Linked DNA regions of Homo sapiens: region 1 is linked to region 2. Evidence: chromatin loops called from intact Hi-C (ENCODE). Cell type or tissue: PC-3. All regions are shown on one strand. Each heading gives the region's core, and the rest is flanking DNA. Links, peaks and the distances in the headings are about the cores only. Region 1 holds the start of HGF (hepatocyte growth factor). Region 2 overlaps CACNA2D1 (calcium voltage-gated channel auxiliary subunit alpha2delta 1).

What was found. Peaks named below come from ENCODE experiments on the same cell type or tissue, not always from the same donor. Only the 100,000 strongest peaks of a DNase experiment are listed, where the experiment ranks them.
Region 1: it touches region 2 in a loop (3-fold over the local background); 5 of 110 quality-filtered maps call a loop at or near these places.

What each region holds. Positions count from the first base shown.
Region 1 is chr7:81,769,629-81,775,020 of GRCh38, forward strand. HGF (hepatocyte growth factor) reads right to left here and starts at 419. Exons shown (of 18, transcript NM_000601.6): 1 at 256-419. The coding sequence starts at 343. In PC-3, for the core only: no CTCF peak of the experiment used is centred there; no DNase peak of the experiment used is centred there; H3K4me3 peaks cover 457 bases.
Region 2 is chr7:81,953,391-81,958,782 of GRCh38, forward strand. All of the region lies in intron 38 of CACNA2D1 (calcium voltage-gated channel auxiliary subunit alpha2delta 1), which reads right to left. Among named protein-coding and RNA genes, the nearest start is that of CACNA2D1-AS1, 53 kb to the right of the region's middle. In PC-3, for the core only: a CTCF peak has its summit at 3,335 (motif pointing left); a DNase peak (open chromatin) is centred at 3,341.

The DNA of each region.
Region 1 (5,392 bases), core at 89-5,088, 180 kb before region 2:
TAAGTGGGACGGGGCTTGGGTTGGAGGTGGAGGGGAGTTGAGGGAAAGTTAATTATCATTTTAAATGCTATTCAAACAACAACAAAAAAGAATGTCAAAAAAAGCATAATGAGAGCTTTTAGAAACCTATACTACATACTGAGTTCAGAAAGGATGCTGGGAATAGGGTAAAAAGAGGGTGTTAAAAGGAATAGGGAAGGTTAGCAGGAGAGTTAAATACTAATACTAATAATGAAGAAGAAGAAGGGAACTAACCTGCATAGGGGATGGCGATGGGGAGCAGGAGGAGATGCAGGAGGACATGCTGCAGCAGCAGGGCTGGCAGGAGTTTGGTCACCCACATGGTGCTGCTGGACGGGCTGGCGGATCCCTCTGGAGGAGATGCCTGGGTGAAAGAATCCTGTTCGGAGTCAGTGCCTAAAAGAGCCAGTCGGCTCTGAGCTGCTTTTTATTGCGATGAGCTAAGTTTGTTGTGTGATTAACTGGAAAGATCTAGGTCTGAACTCCCTCTTACGGTAAGAAACTGTTTAACAACAGCCCTTTACTCTCTTCCAGCCCCCTCCTTTCCTCACTCGCCCCCCCTTCAACAGCACCAAACAGATCCCTGCAACCCCCCCCATTCCCCGCCTCCCCCCAACCCCACGCTTAGGAAAGAAACTTACAAAGAAAAGGTCACCTGGCCTGAGGCCAGCTTCAATTTGGAAGCTGGAGCTCCAGATCCCAGTGGCTCCTATCCGAGTAAGGAAGGGAGGAGCAAGGCTGAGCCCAATGGCTAAATCAAGGCACAGGCAGGGGACCAATTCGCTCAATTTAAACAGGAAAATACATGTGTTTATATATCTATTTGGGAAAAGAGGAAGGGGAAGCAGCATAAGAAGAAAGCGAAGAGCTGTCTTTCAGCCAAATGTGCCCCAGCTCCTAATCTGTCTAGTTTTCCTGCTAGAGCAACTGAGGGATTCAAAACACTGACACAGGTTCTCTAGGGGTTTAGAGACCTGGGAGAGGTGGGAGCGGGGCCAGGGAGGAGAGCCCAGGCACGTCCAGCCCAGGTAGAAAGAGGTTAGTTAAGAAAAGGGTGTGGTATTGTGGGGCCAAAATAAGCAAGCAAAACAAAAGCACGCAGATTGTCAGATGAAAAAATTGCCCCTGCCCCATGGGCTCAGAGCAGGCAGCTTTTTTTTTTTTTTTTTTTTTTTTTTTTTTTCACAAACTGCCAAACTCACGAAATACCACACATTTACCCAAAGTATACAAAATAAACTTGTCTGATCTGACTTTTTAAGAGAAAGTCCAAGAAACAGTCATTGTCCATAGCCTGTCCCTGACAGGTAAATATGCCATGTGGACTTGTACAGGCACACACGTGCACACAACACATTCACACATGTTGGTGTGTATGTACGTATACACTGGTTAGGACTGACTTTCACCGGAAATCCCTCAAGCTGTTTGAATTCGTGAGTACTGAATATGCCTCTCTTTTCCAGCTTCATCTGCCTGTACACGACAGCCAGCTTCCCAAAGTGTAAGTGGAAAGATGAGGAGCTTGTATGGGCATGGGGGGACTCCTAGGTATCAAATCCTTGTGAGATCATTGCCCAGACCCCTCACTTGATTCAGAGAATTTGTCTTTGCACCCAGAGGTGGATGCTCTGGTAACTTTAAGCAAGAGCCTGCTTTATTTCTAATGGATGCTGAGGGATACTTGCCCCTGTATCTCTCTGAGATGGATATTAGTAGAGAACAGTGCCCCTGTCCACAGAGGAAAAGAAAGCAGGCCAAATGTGGGAATGACTAGAGCGGTGGGTAGCTGTACAGAAGTGATTGTGGGGCTGAATTAAACTCATCCACAGAACAGCCTTCCCTCCACATACCACCTTCATTTGTCCTCCAGCTCCCTTACCCCCACTTTCAGGGAAAAACAACCTGCCTGATAAGTCCCTGAGGTTGTGGGATATCTAGAGAAGCTAGGGATTAAGAGAATTCCTTTTGAGGGATCTATTTTATATGACCCGTTTCTATTGCTAATCCTTCTCTTTTATCATTTTCTCCTTACTTAAAAATCATTTGTCAGCCTCTGTCTGGTGTCCCCAGGATCCATTTTACTTTCTTTTTACTGTTCAGTAGACTTTTTGGGAAATCTCAGTTCAATGCATAGCCTGACCGTGACCCTGAATTGCTCCACTGCATCTCTTGTGCTTTATTAGGGTGTAGGGGCTCAGAAAAATGATACCCCAAATGAAGACCTCAGAATCAGCTCTCTCTGACCTTCTCCTGCTCTCCAGTCTCCGGCCCTTCATTCTCCCCCAAGGCGAGGCATAGAAACTAGAATCCCTCTTTCCCAAGGTGGCTCCTAGAAACCAGAACCCTTTTTCCCAAACCAGCCATAAAACCTAAGCATATCACTCTAACACCTCAACTTTCTGTGTGAAATCTGGCCATAAAGACATTATCTGACCTACCTTGTTTGATCGTAGCTCATAAGACCCCATTCCAAAGAAGGTCCTGCCCCATACCCAGAAGGAATGAGTACTGCACAGAGATACCAGGAAGAATCTCACCTTGCCAGGCGTCCCCACTCAGTCTGTTAGCATGAGATCATATTCCTTTTGTCCAGTTGTATTTCTCCACACCTGCCCACACTTTGTTGAACCTAAGCATAAAAATGGACAATTTCTTTTGTAACTTTGGGTCTTTGTTCTAAAGGCTCTCGGGTTGTGTAAAATTATGATCAAATAAATGTGTATGCCTTTTCTTCTATTGATCTGCCTCTTGACAGTAATTTTTTTTTTAGCAAACCTTCAGAGAACAATGGAAAAGTTTTCCCTTGGCCCAACAAGGGATTAAGGCTGTTTTTAAAAGAAGTTAGATTTTTCTGTAAGTAAATTCCTGTAGGTAAGGAAAGAAAAAGAACAGTGTTTCTATTTATTTTTTTCTCTCAGAAAAAAAAACTAGAGTCAGGGTTGTAAATTATTGTTATAAGTTTGGAGCAAAATCCATCTGAGATAAGGGGTTCAGGACATTAGAAAACTGAATAAACTTATTAGGTCACACATTTTCGTGACTTTTTTTACTGTCACATTAAATATGGTAAATACAACTTAAAACCTATATAATTTATATATTCATATTTCTTGACAAAAATTATTTGGTCTTTCTTTACTGAAATTGTTGCTAATATACACTGAGATCTTAATGTATGCTAAGCATCATATTACATACTATTGAAAATTATTTCATCCTTACAGTAAGTTTAAGATTATTAAAATTCTCATTTTATAGTTGAGGAAACATAGTAAGTTATTTTTATTCTTAAATAACTTGCCTAAGATCCCAAAGTAATATTCAAGTGTGAGATTCAGATTAGTCATACCCCATAGGATGGTATAAATTTTTTTAACCCCACGAGGAGAAGAATCACATGTTCCAGAGTATAATCACCAAAATAAGTCTGAGACTGGGTATATAGGAGATCCTCCATAATAATTTATAAAATAATACATAATTTTAAATCTCTCAAAACTATAAAGAAATACTCAAATGAAATTCTAATTATGCTATTAGTTTAGTCATTTTGATAACATATTCTCTTTGTTTTTTCTAAATCATGCAATGTTTTTTTCCCATCATCTACTGATTGCCTTACATAGGCATACATCATTTTATTGCCCTTCACTTTATTGTACTTCACAGATAATGTGTTTTTACAAATTAAGTTTTGTGGTGTCCTCGAATTGAGCAAGTCTGTTGGTGCCGTTTTTCCCACAGCATGTGCTCACTTTGTGTCTCCGTGTCACATTTTGGTAATTCTTGCAATATTTCAAATATTTCCTTATTATTTTACATGATGATCTGTGATCAGTGATCTTTGATGTTACTGCCATAATTGTTTTGGGCACCACAAACCACAACCCAAACTTAATCCATTCATGTGTGTATTCTGACTACTCCACTGACGAGCTGTTCACCCGTCTCTCTCCCTCCCCTCAGGCTTCTCTATTTCCTAAAACACAACATTATTGAAATTAGGCCAATTGATAGCCCTGCAATGACCTCTAAGTACTCAAGTGAAAGGAAGAGTTGCGCGTCTCTTCCTTGAAATCAAAAGCTAGAAATAAATTAAGCTTTTGGGGAAAGGCATGCCCAAAGATGAGTTAGGTCAAAAGCCAGTCCTCTTGCACCAGTTATCCGAGTTGCAAATGCAAAAGAAAAGTTCTTGAAGCAAGTTAGAAGTGCTACTCCAGTGAACACACAAATGATAAGAGAGCAGAGCAGCCTTATTGCTGATATGCAGAAAATTTGAGCAGTCTAGATAGAAGATCAAACCAGCTGCAATATTCCCTTAAGCCTTAAGCCAAAGCCACAGCAAGGCTCTGAACATCAAGCAAGACCCTCCATCAGCAAAAAGATTATCACTCGCTGAAGGCTTATATGATCGTTAGCATTTTTTAACAATAAAGTATTTTTAAGTTAAGGTATGGACATTTTTAAACATAATGCTGTTGCACACTTAATAGTCTGCTGTGTAACTTTTATATGCACTGGGAAACGAAAAAAAAATTCATGTAACTTGCTTTATTGCGATTTTTGCTTGATCACAGTGGTCTGAAACCAAACGAGCAGTATCTCCAAGGTAAGCCAGTACTTCTTAAGTGTTAAACAGTTTGAATAAATCCCCAAAAAATTGTGTCTGAAAAGTTTTTGATAAAATAACTTGTAAAGAGATTACTTTAAGTACTGCAATTTATGTAAATACTTAAATACTAGATGGATACTCATTACCCTATAATACCATTTTAAATCTGTCCTATGATTGAGGGTTCTAGTATCTCATGGATACTAGATGGATTTAATGGAAAAGCCTCTATTACTGTGCTCTTTAAAAGGCTGCTGCTTTAACACGGTATCTTTCTTTGTCTTAAGCCCAGGTTTCTCCACAAGTGATGCTTGTAAGAACGTACGTGAGGAATAAGCTGACATGACCTTATGATCTGTAGATTACTAATGAGTTTTGTGTTATTGAACTGGTCATTTTGTTTACTAAACGCCTGTGATTACTAATGCGTTTTGTGTTCTTGAACTGTCATTTTGTTTATTAAATGCCTGTCACATGCCAGGTGCCATTCTGTTTCTGCTACCACTTGGATAGGCTCAGCTTAGTCATAGGCCTGCTTTCAAATCCCAGCTGAGTCACTTACTAAAACAATTACAAATTGAGGAAGCTAATTTATCGCCCTAATACCTCAGTTTCCCTATCACCAAAATGGGGCTGTATGTGTCAGGTGCTGTACTAAACACTTCATATGTGTTATCTCACTTGCCCTTACACCTTGCCTCAGGAAAAAAAAGGTACGTGTATCTAAGAGGTATATCTTATTATTGTCATTGACTT
Region 2 (5,392 bases), core at 246-5,245:
CTTCTCCTCTCCCGCCTACTCACTCTGCTTCAGTAACACTGGCTTTCTCTGCAACAGGCCAAGCTGTTTACTGCCTTTGCATTTGTTCTTTTTGTTCAGATGCTTTTCTCTCCAGGTAGGGTAAACAGATAAAAAACAGGGTACCAGTAACAATTGAATATCAGATTAAAAAAAAAACAAATACTTTATATAAATGTATTTCATACACAGAAGAGTGGCTAGATACATAGCAACGATTTGATAAATGAAGAGTAGGTACTCAATAAAGCAGCACACATGGACTGGTTAGAAACACTATGAGGTATTAACTTAAAGAAGTCATTGTCACTTAAACAGGAGTACTCCCCAGTTATGATTAAGTGTTAATTTGAATAAAAATTACCACACAAGACCCATTTGTGTATTAATAACATATTTTGTCATCTTTATACTCTACAAATGTGTTATGGAAAGAAAAATATTCTCTTTGGCCCTTATTTCACTGTTTTTATTTTTATATATAATTTTTGTTTAATTTCCTCTGTGTGATGATGAGATATGTCTGTTTCTATTTGGGAGGTGGTAGTTTAGATAAGTTATTTGGGCTCCCTGTGGTGTGCATGTCAGTTCACACTGAAAAATGTGTCTTTTAAGTTTCCTGATCATGTCTTCCCAAGCATTTTGCATGGTGCAAGTCCATGTAATGTATTTCATAGAATCATTTCAAGTCTTATTATGGCATACATTCTACACAAATGCACTGATGTGGGAGGAACTCAGCATTATTTCTGTCCTATAGAGACTGAAATCCCACTGACACCATGACCAGATATAATAAATCGGTCTGATTTTTAAATGATTATTTAAGTAGAAAATAACAGATTGGTACTTTCAGTTTAGAACATTAAAATGGAAAAAGAATGCAGTGCCAATATTATATATATATTTATTTTAAAATATGATAAAACTAATTTTATTAGACTTCCTTATAGGGGAACCTCCCTTAAAAGACTGTGTTATTAAAGATATCAACTAAGAATTCTTTATTCCTTTCTCATTACTCTTTAAAAAATCTAAACCATAGTAAAATTCATATGGTTTTTGCCCCAAAGTTTTCTTCATACAGCATGCGTTACCAGTGGCTAAAATCTTTTGAAGTTACTGTTGCTAAACTCTTACTCTGCCTTTCTTTCCCCATTCAGAACCTGGGACAACTAATTGCATACAGTACAAGCTTAATAATTTTTAATTTATTAAATTTAGAAGTACATGTTTCAAAAGAAAATGTTCTGGTCATTTGGCTAAAAGGTTTTTGATCTTTTTTTCTGAATTATAGCCATCATTTAATTTCCTTCAAAATGCAAATCGCTGGTGAAGACAGCCATCAAATCATGGACTAACTTTTGAATTCAGGTAAGTCTGTACTAAAGTTACCACCAGCAACTTTGAAGACAATCTATATTTAAAAATTTTTAGGCATGTAGATACTGCATAATAATAGGAATAATGCCCCTAGCAAATAATTTGTTCTCCGACATGTCACCTTAACACTCTTACACATTAACTCGTGAGATAGGTAGGTAGTAGTATATTTATTCAACTCTTTAAATGTAGACAGATTATGTACCCAATAATATGCTTTATAAATTGGGTTTGCATAAAATAATAAATTTCTCAATGGACAGAATTGGCTTGCTTTACTTCTTTGATTAATAAATGTTAGCTTTTTGAGTCTTCATAAACTTGTTATCAAAAAGTCTTGTTTGAACACTTGAGTTCTGATGAAGTCCTCATGGTATGGAGCTTCATAACTGTTTTTGTATAATCTATATCCTTCCGGACTCTACCGGGTATAAGGGCCCCTTGGTAGGCTTTGGAGATTATACTACCATTCTACCTTGCTTGTGAGCAGAACCTAATCCAACAGAAATTGCTAGTTTTAGCCAGACTACATTGGAGCATAGACCATAACCTTTATGGTCCTTAATGTGGGAAACAACTGCCAACTAACATTTCAGTATTTTTTGTAATGATTTTTTTCAACTTAATTGTTTCAGAGAAAATAATACTTCCTTTGATATCATTATATCAACATTCAAATAGCACTAAGTGGATTCACTGTTCTATACAGATAACTGTGTTTTTAAATACTGAAAGCATATTTTGTTAATGTAAAATATACATCATCGATATTATGTATTCCTTTGATACAATAATATAAAGGAATCTCAAATGTTTTCTTTTTGGAGATCAGAAGGATATAGATTATACTTCTACAATTATGAAGCTCCATACCATGAGGACTTCATCAAAACTCAAGCAAATGAAAAAGCTAACATTTATTAATCAAAGAAGTAAAGCAAGTCAATAATTGTCCATTGAGAAATTTATTATTTTATGCAAACACAATTTATAAAGCATATTATCTGGTACATAAATATCCTAGTTGAGTCCATGGTGATATATAATTATTGCCATGATAGATTTATAATTATAGTTCAAGGAAAGTACCATAATAGGAAAATGTTATTTTGGTGGGGGGGGGGGGGGGTGGTGGTCTTAGGTTAAAAAGATTTTAAAGTCACTGTTGCTATATATATATATATATATATTTTTTTTTTTTTTTTTTTTTTTTGGAAATGGAGTCTAGCTCTGTGATCTAGGCTGGAGTGCAGTGGCACAATCTCAGCTTACTGCAACTTCCACCTCCTAGGCTCAAGCAATTCTCCTGCCTCAGCCTCTGGCGTAGCTGGGACCACCATGCCCAGCTAATTTTTGTATTTTAGTAGAGATGGGGTTTCACCAGGTTGCCCAGGCTGGTCTCGAACTCCTGACCTCAGGTGATGCACCCACCTCGGCCTCCCAAAGTGCTGGGATTATAGGCTTGAACCACTGCACCCAGCCGTTGCTATAAGTTTTTAAGAGAAAGGTAAAAAGAGAGCTGGCCTACTCAAGAGCAATACTTACATATTTTTTAGTGTAACTGATAACCTATAAATCTTATCTAAAAATTCTATGATTGACAGAAGTAAGCTTTTGAATCAAAAGGGAAAATAAGGACAATTATAGAAATATAATTTGATTACACTTTTCTTGTGTAATGGTTGACTACCTATGAACTTCTTTCAGGAATTAATAATAATTCAAATAATTGCCTATATATCAATTTTTAAAATGTGTATATGAAGATATTAAAGCAACGTTTCCTTACTTTGGCGTCTTTTGCCATGAAAACTATTCTTTTATTATGCCAGAAGACTTGTGGTTATTTTCTGAGACTCCCTCTGCTATTCTACTCCCCACCCTCTATCACCCCTGCCTGTGAATTCACTCCATTCATAGTAATGGCCACATCTCCATCTAGTGGCTTCCTAATCAATGACTACTTGGAAACCAATGACAAACACAACGAAAGTGCGTGCTCTAGTAATACATCATGATGATTCCAGAGCATTAGAAAAGAAATTGCAAAACAGTAAATGAAGAACTAAATGCAAATCCAAGACCCAAAACATCTCTTTAGTAGTATTGAATAGAGAACTCAGAAATTTCTTAAAAGGTTAATTAATAATTTTGGGCTAGATAATGTATATTAAATAAAATGAACTTAGAAACTAGAAGCACTTATTCTAAAATATTTCAATAAGAATATTTTGAGAGTAAAAAATCTAAAAAGTTATTTAAGTCAGATTTATTTTAAAAAGTAGAAAAATCTGAAAGGAATTGAAAGAGTGCATTAAATTTGTGTTAGCATCTTTTGTAAATAAATTGAGATAACCACCTCTAAAAATTGTCATTAGGTAGTTCTCATAAAATACCATGAAGCCTGTATATCTGTCTCTGTAATGACAATTTTTACACAAAAACTTTATGAAAAATGATTTTTACATAAATATTGAATATGTTTCATTTAGGATTAGAAATGTACATGCCATTTGAAATCAGCTATTTACAAAACAACAACATTGGTCCTGAGATTTTAATAACCTGGTTTCAGGAACATTAATATCGCAGATTTAGGAATATGGGTGATTTTCTAGAATTTCAAGCCAAAAACAAAAACTAAGAAAAATTAGAGAAAGTGACTGACCATCCACACCACATGAAAACTTGCAGTAAAATGAAGATAGGAGCTGACATCATGGTACAGGCACGACTCGTTGTGCACTTAAGTTGATCCTATTAATAACGGGCAAAGTAGCAAGTATAGGAAAAGGAAAGAAAACACAGAAGACATACAAGATGAGATTTCATGCAATTTGCTGGCAGTTAACGTGAGTCTCCATCCAGAGCAGATTCACAGTGACCATTGCAAATAAGCATTACCAAAATAACTCCACTGCTAAAGAAACACAAGATATTATTAGCACACCAAGCTACTGAGCAACAGTTGTACTTTCACACACAACCCATTTATAGGAGCTTCAATTGCTGAACATTTTTGTCTTGGTCAAATCCTTTTAATGGCTTGATCATAAGATATAGCCTCCTAGAATAATATTTTGGGCAATAGGCTTTTAAGTCACTTTTCAAGTTCATCTGAATTTAATATTTCTAGTGTCAAAAAACTGGTGACAAATAGTTGATGAGCGAAGTTTCTCTAATGAGTGACATGACCCTTGGCCCTTCATAAAACATTCTTTGGGGGAATAATTTTACATGGGCAACGTGCTGAAGTTGCAGTAGACAGAATAACAGGAGTCCGCCTATCTGGACTTAATATATCTTAAAAAGAAAAAAAAAACGCTTAGTTGCAATGTTGAATTACTCTCCCTAGCAAGGATCAATAATCCCTCACAGAGATAACTGGGATTGACTGGCTAATACATCTTTCATTTTTAGTCCCCATTACTGATTTTATTACTTCTTTGTGCTATTTTTAATTTATATTATCTAATTGCATAATATTATCTGTGAAAATGTTTTGTCCTTTCTGGGACAAATGCAGCTATGTATTTGAGTAGGTAAACTAAATAACTCAAATAATTTATGAGATAATGCTTTACAAGTTTGGATATTCATTGGTGTGTGCACACACTGAAGAATCAGAATTAGGAAGTATTGTATTTAAAATTAGTTAAAAAGAGGTAGACAGAGATTTTTATGTAGACTTCATCTTTGAGAATAGATTAATATTTCTTAAGAATTTTAAAAGCATAAAGCTAATGTAGTACATACTGATGACATATTACCTACCTTGTATATAATCAATACACAGTAAATCAGAATAGTATTTATTAGAGAAAGATAGCTGAACTATAGGAAAAGTAGTAAGCCATCTTTAAGTGACATATATTAAATATGATTTGTAATATTTTATCAAACCCTATGTAATTGACCTGGTCTAGTTTCAAACACTAGAAAAAGAAATTAGTACAATTAAAGGAAATAATAGAAGTCTAATATGTGATAG